Regions from separate parts of the Homo sapiens genome. Here region 2 is linked to region 1. Evidence: read pairs that join two places in POLR2A ChIA-PET (ENCODE). Cell type or tissue: GM12878. All regions are shown on one strand. Links, peaks and the distances in the headings refer to the core of each region. The heading gives the core; the rest is flanking DNA.

The links. Peaks named below come from ENCODE experiments on the same cell type or tissue, not always from the same donor. Only the 100,000 strongest peaks of a DNase experiment are listed, where the experiment ranks them.
Region 2: POLR2A ChIA-PET joins it to region 1 with 5 read pairs; 19 of 35 experiments call an interaction of 5 or more read pairs at or near these places.

What each region holds. Positions count from the first base shown.
Region 1 is chr16:68,128,044-68,130,543 of GRCh38, forward strand. The region is part of intron 3 of NFATC3 (nuclear factor of activated T cells 3); the gene reads left to right. Among named protein-coding and RNA genes, the nearest start is that of NFATC3, 44 kb to the left of the region's middle. In GM12878, for the core only: no CTCF peak of the experiment used is centred there; no DNase peak of the experiment used is centred there.
Region 2 is chr16:68,066,822-68,076,278 of GRCh38, forward strand. DUS2 (dihydrouridine synthase 2) reads left to right here. Exons shown (of 17, transcript NM_017803.5): 11 at 3,313-3,399; 12 at 4,119-4,287; 13 at 7,213-7,334; 14 at 8,534-8,683. Among named protein-coding and RNA genes, the nearest start is that of NFATC3, 14 kb to the right of the region's middle. RefSeq lists an enhancer at 8,501-8,610. In GM12878, for the core only: a CTCF peak has its summit at 4,482; a DNase peak (open chromatin) is centred at 4,210; H3K27ac peaks cover 1,135 bases.

The DNA.
Region 1 (2,500 bases), core at 1-2,500:
ATGGGTTCTTTCATGTTTGAAAATGTGTTTGTTGCCTTTATATACTAAAATATAGAAATGGCTGTAGATGATAATCTCTTAGAACTGTGTAGATATTTTTCTCTCGTCTTAATGGTATTTATTGAATACTGTAGTGGAAAAACTAATTACACTGAAGTGATTTTCAACAAATAAAATCTACAAATTATCATCTCTTTTATGAGCTATGCTTTATGATTATTATCTGATCATGTTTTATAGTTCTTTACGTATAAAGATTTACATTTTAGATGGGTTTTTTTAATGATTTGTTATTAAGAAACGCCAGGAAAACAAAACATAAGAATTTTGTCATTTTGTTTGTAAGAGTCATATTTTTTTGTTAAATGAATTTATTTCATTTTGATAAAGTAAGCAGATTTATTGCTTAGTTTTCTATATCTTTTAGTTTTCATAGCAATCAACAAATTATTTACAAGTGTATAAATGAACAAGTCTTTTGGGAGGGTACATGATTTGTTTCCACAGTTTTCCTTTAATGAAAAAACCGATGCATGTGCTGTGGTCAAAAGAAAAAAACAACGTTAAAAAACATAATTAAAAAAAATAATTTTAAAAGATTAAAAAAACAAAAACAAAAACTGAGCCAGGAACAATGGTGTGTGCTTGTAGTCCCAGCTACTGGGGAGGCTGAGGCTTAAGGATCGCTTGAGGCCAGGAATTCAGGGCTGTGGTGTATGATGATTGTGGCTGTAAATAGCCACTGCACTCTAGCCTGGGCAACATGTCTCTTTAAAAAACAAAAGCAGAACTGGTGCTGTAGCTCATGCCTGTAATCCAGGTGACATGGTGGGCTGGGATGCTAGGTGAGAGGATTGCTTGAGGCCAGGAGTTTGAGACTGGGCAACAAATAAATAAATAAAATTAGCTGGACATTGTGGCACACCCTTGTAGTCCCAGCTACTCCAGAGGCTGAGGCAGTAGGATTGCTGGAGCCGGGAGTTTGAGGCTGCTGTGAGCTACGATTGTGCCACTGCACTCCAGCCTGGGCAACAGAGACCAACCCAGTTTCTACAAAAAATTTGAAAAATAGCCAAGTACAATAAGTAGCATGCGCCTGTAGTCCCAGCTCTTTCAGAAGCTGAAGTGGAAGGATCATTTGAGCCCAGGAATTTGAGGCTGCAGTGAGCTATGATCACACCACTGCACTCCAGCTTGGGTGACAGAGCAAGGCACTTCTCAAAAACAAAGACAAAACAGCTGAGTCTCTCGTTAAGGGGAGACTACAACTTCTGGTACCAGCAGTTTTTATTTTCTTCTTGTAAATGACTTTTTGTTTTCTAACTTACTGATTGAAGAATTATTTCATTATACTTGAAATAGTTGACTTAACCAGAGTATGTCTGAATGTTAACAGTTCTTTATCAGTCTTTCCCAGTACTTTTGATGCTCCCTTTCAATCTGAGATTCTTTCTTGCTTCATGCCAGAAAAATGTATATATTTCCTTTCCCATATATTTTGTTGTTTACTTAAGTGACTCTAATTATTACTCAAATGTTGGCTTATCTTAGGTCTTGTTATGTTGCCCAGGCTGTTCTTGAACCCTTGGCCTCAAATGATCCTCCCACCTTGCCCGCTGCTCCCCGCCTTTTTTTTTTTTTTTTTTTTTTAAGAGCTAGGCTCTTGCTCTGTCACCTAGGCTGGAATTCAGTGGCATGATCATACCTAACTGCAGTCTCAAACTCCTAGGATCAGGGCATTCTCCTGCCTCAGCCTCCCGAGTAGCTGGGACTGCAGATGCATGCCACTGCATCTGGCTAATTTTTTAATGTATTTGTGGAGACAGTCTTGATTTGTTGCCCGGGCTGGTCTCAAAACTCCTGGCTTCAAGTGATCCTCCTGCCTTGGCCTCCCAAAGTACTGGGATTATAGGTGTGAGCTGCCAGGCCTGGCTGATTTCTCTCTTTTCTTGTGGTGGGATAGTATTCAATTGTGTATATATACCACATTTTAGAAATCCATTCATCCACTGACGAACACTTATTTTGGTTCCATATCTTGGCCGTTATGAATAATGCTGAAAGAAACATAGGAGCACAAATATCTTTTTAATCTACTGATTTCATTTCTTTTGGATATATACCCTGTAGTGGAATTGCTGGATCATATGGTAGTTCTGTTTTTAATTTTTTGAGTAACCTCCATACTGTTTTCTGTAATGGCTATACTCACTCACATTTCCATAACAGTGTGCCAGTGTTCCCTTTTCTCCTTATCCCAGCCAGAATTTTCCTTTTTTTGCATTTTGATAAGTAGCCATGCTAACCGGAGTGATATTATATCTCATTGTGGTTTTGATTTGCATTTCCCTGATGATTAGTGATGTTGAGCATTTTTTTATATACCTGTTTGCCATTTGTATGTCTCCTTTTGAGAAATGTCATTTTAGATCCTTTGCCCACTTTTTAGATTATTTGGGGTTTTTTTGGCTGTTGAGTTGTTTGAGTACCTTGTACATTC
Region 2 (9,457 bases), core at 3,132-5,631, 58 kb before region 1:
TGCCTTTCTTTCATTCATGGAGTGCCTATTGAGGGTAGGTACTGAGGTTTAGAGACACAGAGAGACTAAGAAAGGAGAAACACCTCTACTATCAGGATGTGTAAATGCTAGAGATTGAGTAATTTGCTCAAAATCATACCATGCAGCCAGTACGTGGTGGAATTCTGACCCTCATGAGAAAAATCTCATTTATTTCCTTCCCTCCCTCCCTCCCTCCCTTCCTTCCTTCCCTCCCTCCCTCCCTTCCTTCCTTCCCTCCCTCCCTCCTTCCTTCCCTCCTTCCTTCCTTCTTTCCTTCCTCCCCTCCCCTCCCCCTCCCTTCTCCCCTCCCTCTCCCATCTCCTCCCCTCTCCCCCCTCCCCTCCCATCTCCTCCCCTCTCCCCTCCCATCTCCTCCCCTCTCCCCTCCCATCTCCTCCCCTCTCCCTTCCCATCTCCTCCCCTCCCCCCTCCCCTCTCCTCTCCCCTCCTCTCCTCTCCTCCTCTTTGTCATTCTGTCACCCAGGCTGGAGTGCAGTAGCGCAGTCTTGGCTCACTGCAATCTCCATCTCCCGGGTTCAAGTGATTCTCCTGCCTCAGCCTCCCGAGTAGCTGAGATTACAGGTGCGCTCCACCATGCCCAGCTAATTTTTATATTTTTAGTAGAGACAGGGTTTCACCACGTTGGCCAGGCTGGTTTCAAACTCCTGATCTCAGGTGATCTGCCCACCTTGGCCTCCCAAAGTACTGGGATTACAGGCATGAGCCACCAGGCCCAGCCTCATTTTCTTTCTATTATATTGAGCAATGACTTCTCCCTTGAATAATCCCAGACAGACTGCTTTGTTTATGTGTTTTTCATTGTTGTTGTTGTTTTTTGAGACAGTCTTGCTCTGTTACCCAGGCTGGAGTGAAGTGGCACAATCATAGCTCACTGCAGCCTCAAACTCCTGGGCTCAAGTAATCCTCCTGCCTCAGCCTCCTGAGTAGCTGAAACTACAGGCACATGCCACCACACCTGGCTAATTTTTTATTTTTTTGTAGTGACGGGATCTCCTTATGTTGCCCAGGCTGGTCTCAAACTCCTGGGCTTAAGTGATCCTCCTGCCTCAGCCCCTCAAAGTGCTGGGATTACAGGCTTGAGCCACCATACCCAACCTATTCTTTTAAAGGCTCTGCCTCTCTTGTCTGCATTTGTTGGACTGCCAGCTGTCACAATGACTAAACAATCCTTCTAGCTGTAGCTAATGTACTCTATGCTGAGAGCTGAGGTTCTGAAGGCCACCCTTGGCTTACCATTCACACTTGTTCCCTGTGTCCAGGATGTGATTTTGTACAGCATCTCAGGTCAGTAGACTTGGGCCAGAGGGACCTCTCTTCTCTGAGTGATGTTCCTTTGGGCTTAGGGGTCTTATAGGAAGAGCCCAAGTTGTTGATTGTGCTCTTACAACATTTTCAGAGAAGGGAACCCAGAACTCCCTTCATACAAAGCAGAGCAAAGCAGAGTTGCTTGGGTTGAAGCCAGGAGGGAGGAGTACACACTTGTACACATATGCGCCTTCCCAAGGCAGCAGGCTTTGGATTCAGACTCCCTGGTTTGAGATCCCGGCTCTGCTGCTTGTTAGCTGTATATCCTTGGGAAATCACTTAACCTTTCTGAGCACAACATTCCTTGTTTAGAAATTAAGATAATTTCTACTTTATAGGGTTGTCCCAGGGCTTTTATGAGATTGTGAATATAAATCCTTGGCACAGTGCCTGGCATGTAGTATTCTTTCTCTCTCTTTTTTTTTTTTTTTTTTTTTTGAGACGGAGTCTTGCTCTGTTGCCCAGGCTGGAGTGCAGTGGCATGATCTCGGCTCACTGCAACCTTCGCCTCCTGGGTTCAAGCAATTCTCCTGCCTCAGCCTCCTGAGTAGCTGGGATTACAGGTGCCTGCCACCATGCCTGGCTTTTTTTTTTTTTTTTTTTGTATTTTTAGTAGAGATGGGGTTTCACCATGTTGGCCAGGCTGGTCTCAAACTCCTAACCTCAAATAATCCACCCACCTTGGCTTCCCAAAGTGCAGGGATTACAGGCGTGAGCCACCATGCCAAGCCAGTATTCTCTTAATAAAGGAAGCTATTATTTTTTACCCGTAGTTGGGAACACTCGGAAGACAGATGTGGGTGAGTTTGAAGAAGCCCTTTGTGACCATCAAAGCTGGTGAGATGGGCTAAAAGTGACCATTGGAGATGTAGGGAGACAGAGGTAGAGGCTAGGTTGACAGGGCCCTCGACCCTTTTGTTGAAGAGTATAGTAGAGGGGCCCGGGCGCGGTGGCTAACGCCTAGAATCCCACCACTTTAGGAGGCCGAGGCGGGTGGATCACATGAGGTCAGGAGTTCAAGACCAGCCTGACCAACATGGTAAAACCCTGTTTCTACTAAAAAAAATACAAAATTAGCTAGGCATGGTAGCTCATGCCTGTAATCCCAGCTACCTGGGAGGCTGAGGTAGAATTGCCTGAACCCAGGAGGTGGAGGTTGCAGTGAGCCGAGATTGCACCATTGCACTCCAGCCTGGGCAACAAGAATGAAACACCATATCAAAAATAAAAGAACAAGAGTATAGCAGAGGGGACATACTCAGACAAGAGCTGGACAAGGGCTATCTGGTCGACCGTCTTGCTTGCTTTGTTGCTGAGCACAGCTCAGGTCAGGCCTCACGTCAGCAGCCCTAAAACTCATGCACAAGAACTTGCAGTTGACTTTGGAAGGAGGGGCCCCAGGTTGTGGTCCTGCCTCCCTTGTGCCGTGGTGTGGCAGCCATGGTCCGTGCCTTTCCTGGGTGCGGGGCCTACCCTGTGTCAGGTGCCTCTCCCTAGGATCAGCTGTGCAACTTGGCTTTGGCATTGGCAGCTGTGTGGGAGTGGCCAGTCTGAGCAGCAGCAGCTGTTCCCAGTCCCTTGGAGAGGGCAGGACTGGGACAGTAGGGGCAGCACTCTTATGGCCCTGTCCCTCATCTCTGGCAGAGGCAAAAGGAAGCTAGGGAAAAGCAACATGACCTTGGGAGCCAGGCCACCCACCATGCCCCCCTGCAGCCAGGCCTCCCCTGCAGGCCTCCAAGAGCTGGACTTGCCGTCTCAGCATGGATCTGTGCTGCCCCTGCCCCTCACAGTTCTCCAGAGGGCAGGGAGAGCCATTTCCTGCCACCTGTCCTTGATTGCCATATGGCCACCTGACCTTCCTGAGGTTCAGTGGGGAGGACAGTAAGGTTTGGCTGAGGTAACCCTGTGTGAGTGGTGTCGTGGCTTTTGGTGCTTAGCCCTCAGCCCCATCTTTCTATCTCCAAGGAAGCGGGAGGAGCGACCTCAGCATCCTGTCAGCTGTGAAGTCATCAAAGCCATTGCTGATACCCTCTCCATTCCTGTCATAGCCAAGTAAGCCTCCTGTCTTCATCATGTACTCTGTGTCCCACAGAGCTAAGGGCTGGGTGGTAGCCAGGCCCAGCCTTCCCTAGAGTGAAAAGTTTTAGGGGTGGCTTGAAAAGGGCAGGGCTTTCCACAAGACCCCAGACCTGTTCCTTCTGCTGCCACCTGAGACCCTCCCCTCTGCATGCCTGTCTCAGGACTGAGGCTGCCGACTGACTCCTGATGAAATGTACAGAGACAGAGCAGGGGGTCCTTGGAGCAGCAGGCTGCAGGGAGGGGAAAGTATGACCTAACTGGGCCTCCTTCCTTCCTCTTGTCATCACTAGGGTGTCTGTTCCTCTCGCCAGGGTTTTGACTTAGCCCTCAGTGAACATATAAGTGGCCCATTCAGCTTGGGGGTTTTCCTGTAGCCCCAGTAGCCCAGTTATGGACCCATGTCTCCAGATGTGGGCTGGCTGTAGCCACTGTTTTAGATTAGGGGCAAGGAAAGTAAATTTCCTGGATTACCTATTAAGTGCCAGGCACTCTACATGTATTATCTCAGTTAGTGCTCCTAACTTCATAATGGGATATGGATTCTAATATCCACTTTACTGAAGCTCTGATAGCTGAAGGGACTTGGCCAAATTCACATTGTTAATCAGTGGCAGATCTGAGAGCTGACTTTTTCTGAAAATGCTGATAGGTTCCGTGATGGGGACACCCCTAACCCTCTGGTTGCTTTTTAGCGGAGGATCTCATGACCACATCCAACAGTATTCGGACATAGAGGACTTTCGACAAGCCACGGCAGCCTCTTCCGTGATGGTGGCCCGAGCAGCCATGTGGAACCCATCTATCTTCCTCAAGGAGGGTCTGCGGCCCCTGGAGGAGGTCATGCAGAAATACATCAGATACGTACGTCTCTGTACTTTTTCAAAACAAGCATTTCTCACTGTCTACCACACTCCTGCAGAGAGCACTTTGTGTGAGCCCCCAGCTGCCAGCTGTGCTTGCTGTTCCTCTCCTTTTCTTTTTAGCTCATGTAGTGTAGCTGCACTAGCTCACTGCTTTATTCGGTCTCCCCAGCTGCAATGCTAAGAGAGGATGCTGGGGGGCATACCCCTACCATCTCCTAAAGCTTCCAGAGGTTTGCAGGTCATAGCAAGAACCTTCTAGATCCAGGATGCTGTTGGAACCCCGAACACATGATATATATCTTTCTTTTTCTCACACGCTGCACATACAGAGGCATATGCACGTGGACTGTGGGTTCTGCATCATCAAAGGCATATGTGCCTATAGGTTGGCTCAGGAGCAGCCACAGCCAAGAGGAGCAATTGAGAAATTTCTCACCTGATTTGACTCATCAGTCGAAATAATTTCTAAAACTTTTCTCTTGCTAATTCCAGAATGCTTTAAGCATAACCCTCTACTTAGGGAATAGCTTTTTTTTTTTTTTTTTGAGATGGGGTCTTGCTCTGTTGCCCAGGTGTGAGCATAGTGGCATAATCATGACTCACTGCAGTCTTGACCTCCTGGGCTCAAGTGATCCTCCTGCTTCAGCCTCCCAAGTAGTTGGGACTACAGGCATGTGCCACAACACTCAGCTAATTTTTTATTTTTTTAATAGAGATGAGGTCTCCCTATGTTGCCCAGGCTGGGAATGGCCTTTTCTAAACCAGTTTCTTCTCATTGAGAGGTTGATGGTAGTGCCAAGGGCATATCCCTATAAAAGAAAATGAAGAGTTCACTTGCCTTATCTCTTTGGCACAACCCTGGAACTCTGTGGGACTCTGATCAGCTGCACATGTCTGCAGGGAGAGACAGTGAGTGGTCCTCAAATTCTTCAGTGAATTGGGTCTGAACAGAGGGTGCAGTCTTTGCCCAGAGCAGAGTTCCACCCTCCTCTTCAGTCCTAGGGTTCATACCTGCCTAGGAGTGCCTGTGGCTGCCATGGTATGTGAGTGTTTCCATGGCTGTGCAAGCTAGGATGGTAAGATGCCCTGAGGTCTGCGTCCAGAGCTGGGCAGCCTTTGTCCTATTTCCTGTTCAATGCTGCAGCCCTCACTCCCTGGTTCTGGTGTCCTGCTGGGCAAGTTGGTGACCACCAGCTCTCCAATGGTCTGGGATAGCTCCATGGCAAGGGAGGGCTTGCCCCAGCCCAGGTCAGCTATCCAGCTTTTTGGCCAGCTGGCAAGTCTGGCCAAGAAGACGTGCTGAACAGTGCTGAGCTTGCTCACTGGGTGAAAGGTGATATTATCATTCCTGCTGAGCCATCTCTTGGCAGCTCCTCAAGAGGGTGTGCTATCACAGAGAAAGGGAGCGGCTTTCAAGCATAGGCAGGGCTGCTTCTGGTCCAGCCAGGTGCCTTCTTCCCAGACAAGCTGAGTCAAGGACTTGCCACCAGCCGGGGCGCCCCGACTTACTTCCCACTTTGTCCTGAGCGTGCCGTGGCACTTTCCCAGCCACTGAAGTCATAGGCCCACGTGGAGTTACTAGAGCAGCATAGGGGGTGGGGGATGGGAGGGTGTCCTGGAGGGCTGGGGAAGGCCACCTTCACCCAATACTGCTCTCCTGCCCTACCTCTAGCCAGCCGACTTCCACTGGGTGTCCCAGGCAGTCAGTCATCTTGCCTCCCTGAGCCTTCATTTCACGGTCTGTGGAGTGATGGTGACAGTTGCACCTCACACTTGTATAGATAAATGTAGTCATGAGTAACCCATGTGAACTAAATGATGCTGTGTTTTACCCACGTAGGGGGAAGTTAGAGGCTATTCAAGATGTGGGAAGGGAAGGTGCCCATTCTGGTTAGAAGGAATAGAAGAATCTCACCCCTTTCCTGGCACTGGACCTGCCATGCCAGAATTTGGTGTGTTTCCCCTCCCTTCCCTGGAAGATACTTGGCAGTAGGTCCTCTGTGGTGGCTGAAGCAGGAAGGGGCTCCCGCACTTCGAGACCTCAGTCAGGCTGTCCAGGAGAATGTGTTTCTGACCGTGGTCCTTGGCTGTGACCCTCAAGCTTTGTACCACTAGCTGGAAGAGTAGATGACCAAGGTCGAAGTGGCTTTTTAATTTATTTTTATTTTTATTTTTAATTTTAGATAGGGTCTCAGTCTGTTGCCCAGGCTGGAGTGCAGTGGCATGATCATAGCTCACTACAGCCACAACTCCTGGGTGCAAGCAATCCTCTTGCCTTAGCCTCCCTAGTAGCTATGGCTACAGGTGTGTGCCAACATGCCTGGCTAATTTTCTTTTTCTTTTTTTTTTTTTTTTTGAGACAGAGTTTTGCTGTTGTCGCCCAGGCTGGAGTGCAGTGGCACGATCTTGGCTCACCGCAACCTTCGCCTCCAGGGTTCAAGCGATTCTCTTGCCTCAGCCTCCCGAGTAGCTGGGATTACAGGCACCCGCCACCACGCCCAGCTAATTTTGTATTTTTAGTAGAGACGGGGCTTCACCATGTTGGTCAGGCTGGTCTTGAACTCCTGACCTCAGGTGATCCGCCCGCCTTGGCCTCCCAAGGTGCTGTGATTACAGGCGTGAGCCACCGTGCCCAGCCGATAATTTTCTTTTTTTTAATTTTTGTAGAGTTGAGTCTTACGTTGCCCAGGCTGCTCTTGAACTCCTAGCCTCAAGCAGTCCTCCTGCATTGGCCTCTCAGAGTGCTGGGATTACAGATGTGAGCCACTGCTCCTGGCCAGTGGTGGTTCTTCTTATGGGGGTCACATTGCCTTGGCTACACATACATCTCTGGTGCCTTCTTGGAGCTCCTTTCCCTGCCATCAGAGCATAGCCCAGGCCTTAGAGCCTGCCTGGGCATCAGGCAAGTCATTTCTTTTCTCAGGCGGTGCAGTATGACAACCACTACACCAACACCAAGTACTGCTTGTGCCAGATGCTACGAGAACAGCTGGAGTCGCCCCAGGGAAGGTTGCTCCATGCTGCCCAGTCTTCCCGGGAAATTTGGTAAGAGGCACAATAAGATGTCCATCTGTCCTTGTACGCATTGCCCAAGTTTGACTTTGAGCCCTAAGCTGACTCCACCAGGGGACCAGGGACACAGCTTCTGGATGTAGATGTAGAGGAGTGGAGTGATGGTACAGCTTTGCCTCCCAGGAGGGGATTCTTTGAAAGCTTTGAAACGTCCCATCCCTGGACGGATCAGCAGAGCTCTGGGAACTAGGGTACTAGAAGGATAGAGGAATGCAAAGGAAGGGGATTTTCCATAAATGGGATAGTCACAGGCCAGGCCCCCAGGAACCAGTGGTCAGGAGAATTGGGCTGTAGCATGGAGCCTCTACCTTGAGCCTGCACTCACATCCATCACCCTGCAGTTTGAGAGACCACCTGTTGATTCTCTAGATCAGGTGCAGCTCTAGCTCAGATGGTTGACAGTTGAGGCCCTTCACAAGCTGGCCTAGCCACTGCCCCCACAGCTCCCTGTCTACCTGTCTGCTTCCAGAACTCCACACCTGTGCTTGTAATGGGTCGTCTGCCTGGAAGGCTCTCTCCCTCTCACGTGAGCTATCTGTAGCCTCCCTCTTACATAGATGCCTTTCTGAACCACTTTTGCCATTGGGGATCTATCTTCGTTTGAGTCTTCCAGCCTTCAAGATGTTTCCTAGAAGGGAAAAACCTTTGCCAGAGCCCTCTTCCCACCCTTGGCTTATGGCATTGGTTCAGTCCCTACCCCACATAACTCTGTAGCTCTGGGTGGTGCCTCAGTGTCAGCTGAGACCCATGTATAACTGCCTGTGGCTGGGCGGGAAGTGGGGAACCACTTAGTGGTCAGGCCTCTGTCTCTTCCTCCCATGGGCCCATGTGCTTGATCAGCATTGGTTAACTCAGTCACGGCTGGCTGGGGATACCATCTGTGTGCTTCCCCTCAGGAGAGAGGCTGCAGGTGGTGGGGGTGACCTTTACAACCTTTGCCACCCAGCCCAGCCTCCCTCCAGTGTCCACGCTTGGGTTCACATTCACTTTCCATCTTCCAGTCCACAGTAATCCCAGGGCTGGGCAGGGGGCACATTCTGATGGCCAGGCCCCGGTGGTGTTTTGGTGTATGTGGTAGAGGAGTTTCTCAGTGGTGGGGCCCTGGGGTCCTGCAGTACCCTGGATGCTGGCTCCGCTAAAGTGTTTGCTCTGATCTGCTTCTTCCTCCCTAGTGAGGCCTTTGGCCTTGGTGCCTTCTATGAGGAGACCACACAGGAGCTGGATGCCCAGCAGGCCAGGCTCTCAGCCAAGACTTCAGAGCAGACAGGGGAGCCAGCTGAAGATACCTCTGGTGTCATTAAGATGGCTGTCAAGTTTGACCGGTAGGTCTCCAGCTTGGCCTCAGCTTGGGCTAGGGCCAGCACCCTTGGGGTCCCACTGGGCCAGCACACTGGCTGCTGTATGTGCTTAATGTCAAACGTAGGGACCACAGGTCTTGTTGGTTTGGAAACTCGTTCTAAATTTTCAGCATCCCATAGAAGGTGCTTTCAGGGGAGATAGTCCCTGAAAGGCTGTCCCAAGGATAACTGAACTCTACTTTTTCCCTGATTTACCGCCTCCCACAACTCAGGGCAGGGGGGACTTGTCTCCTGTTCCTGAAAGTCTGTGCTTTTCCAAGGCCCTGAGGAACTGGCTCCTGGCATGAAGCTCCTCAAACAACAGCAGGACCCTAGCCCTCATTTGGCTCTGCAGCCCCTACCCACACCCAGTGCCCCTCACCAGCTCTGTGGTGCTCTCTCAAGCTGCTTACGCCTCAGATTGTGACTCAGCTTTGAATGGTGCCCTCCTCTGGGATCTGAGCCTTTCTCCAGTCCCCAGGACCAGACAGGAGCCAGTCTTGTCTGGCAGAGGTGTGGAGAGGGGGAGCAGGGTGGTGGGGAATAGCTGTTGGGCAGTCAGATGCCAGGGAGAGTTCCAGTTGGGAAGTTGGAATATGACCCCTCCCACCCTGTCACTGTGTCACCCTGTCACAGGCTGACTCTGAAACCAGATTCCAAGTGTCCATGGCTGCAGCAGATGATCATGACACTTGGCAGGCGGAATCAGGATGGGCGCTGAGCTAGATCCCCGAGACCATTGTCTGGCTACCTCCATTG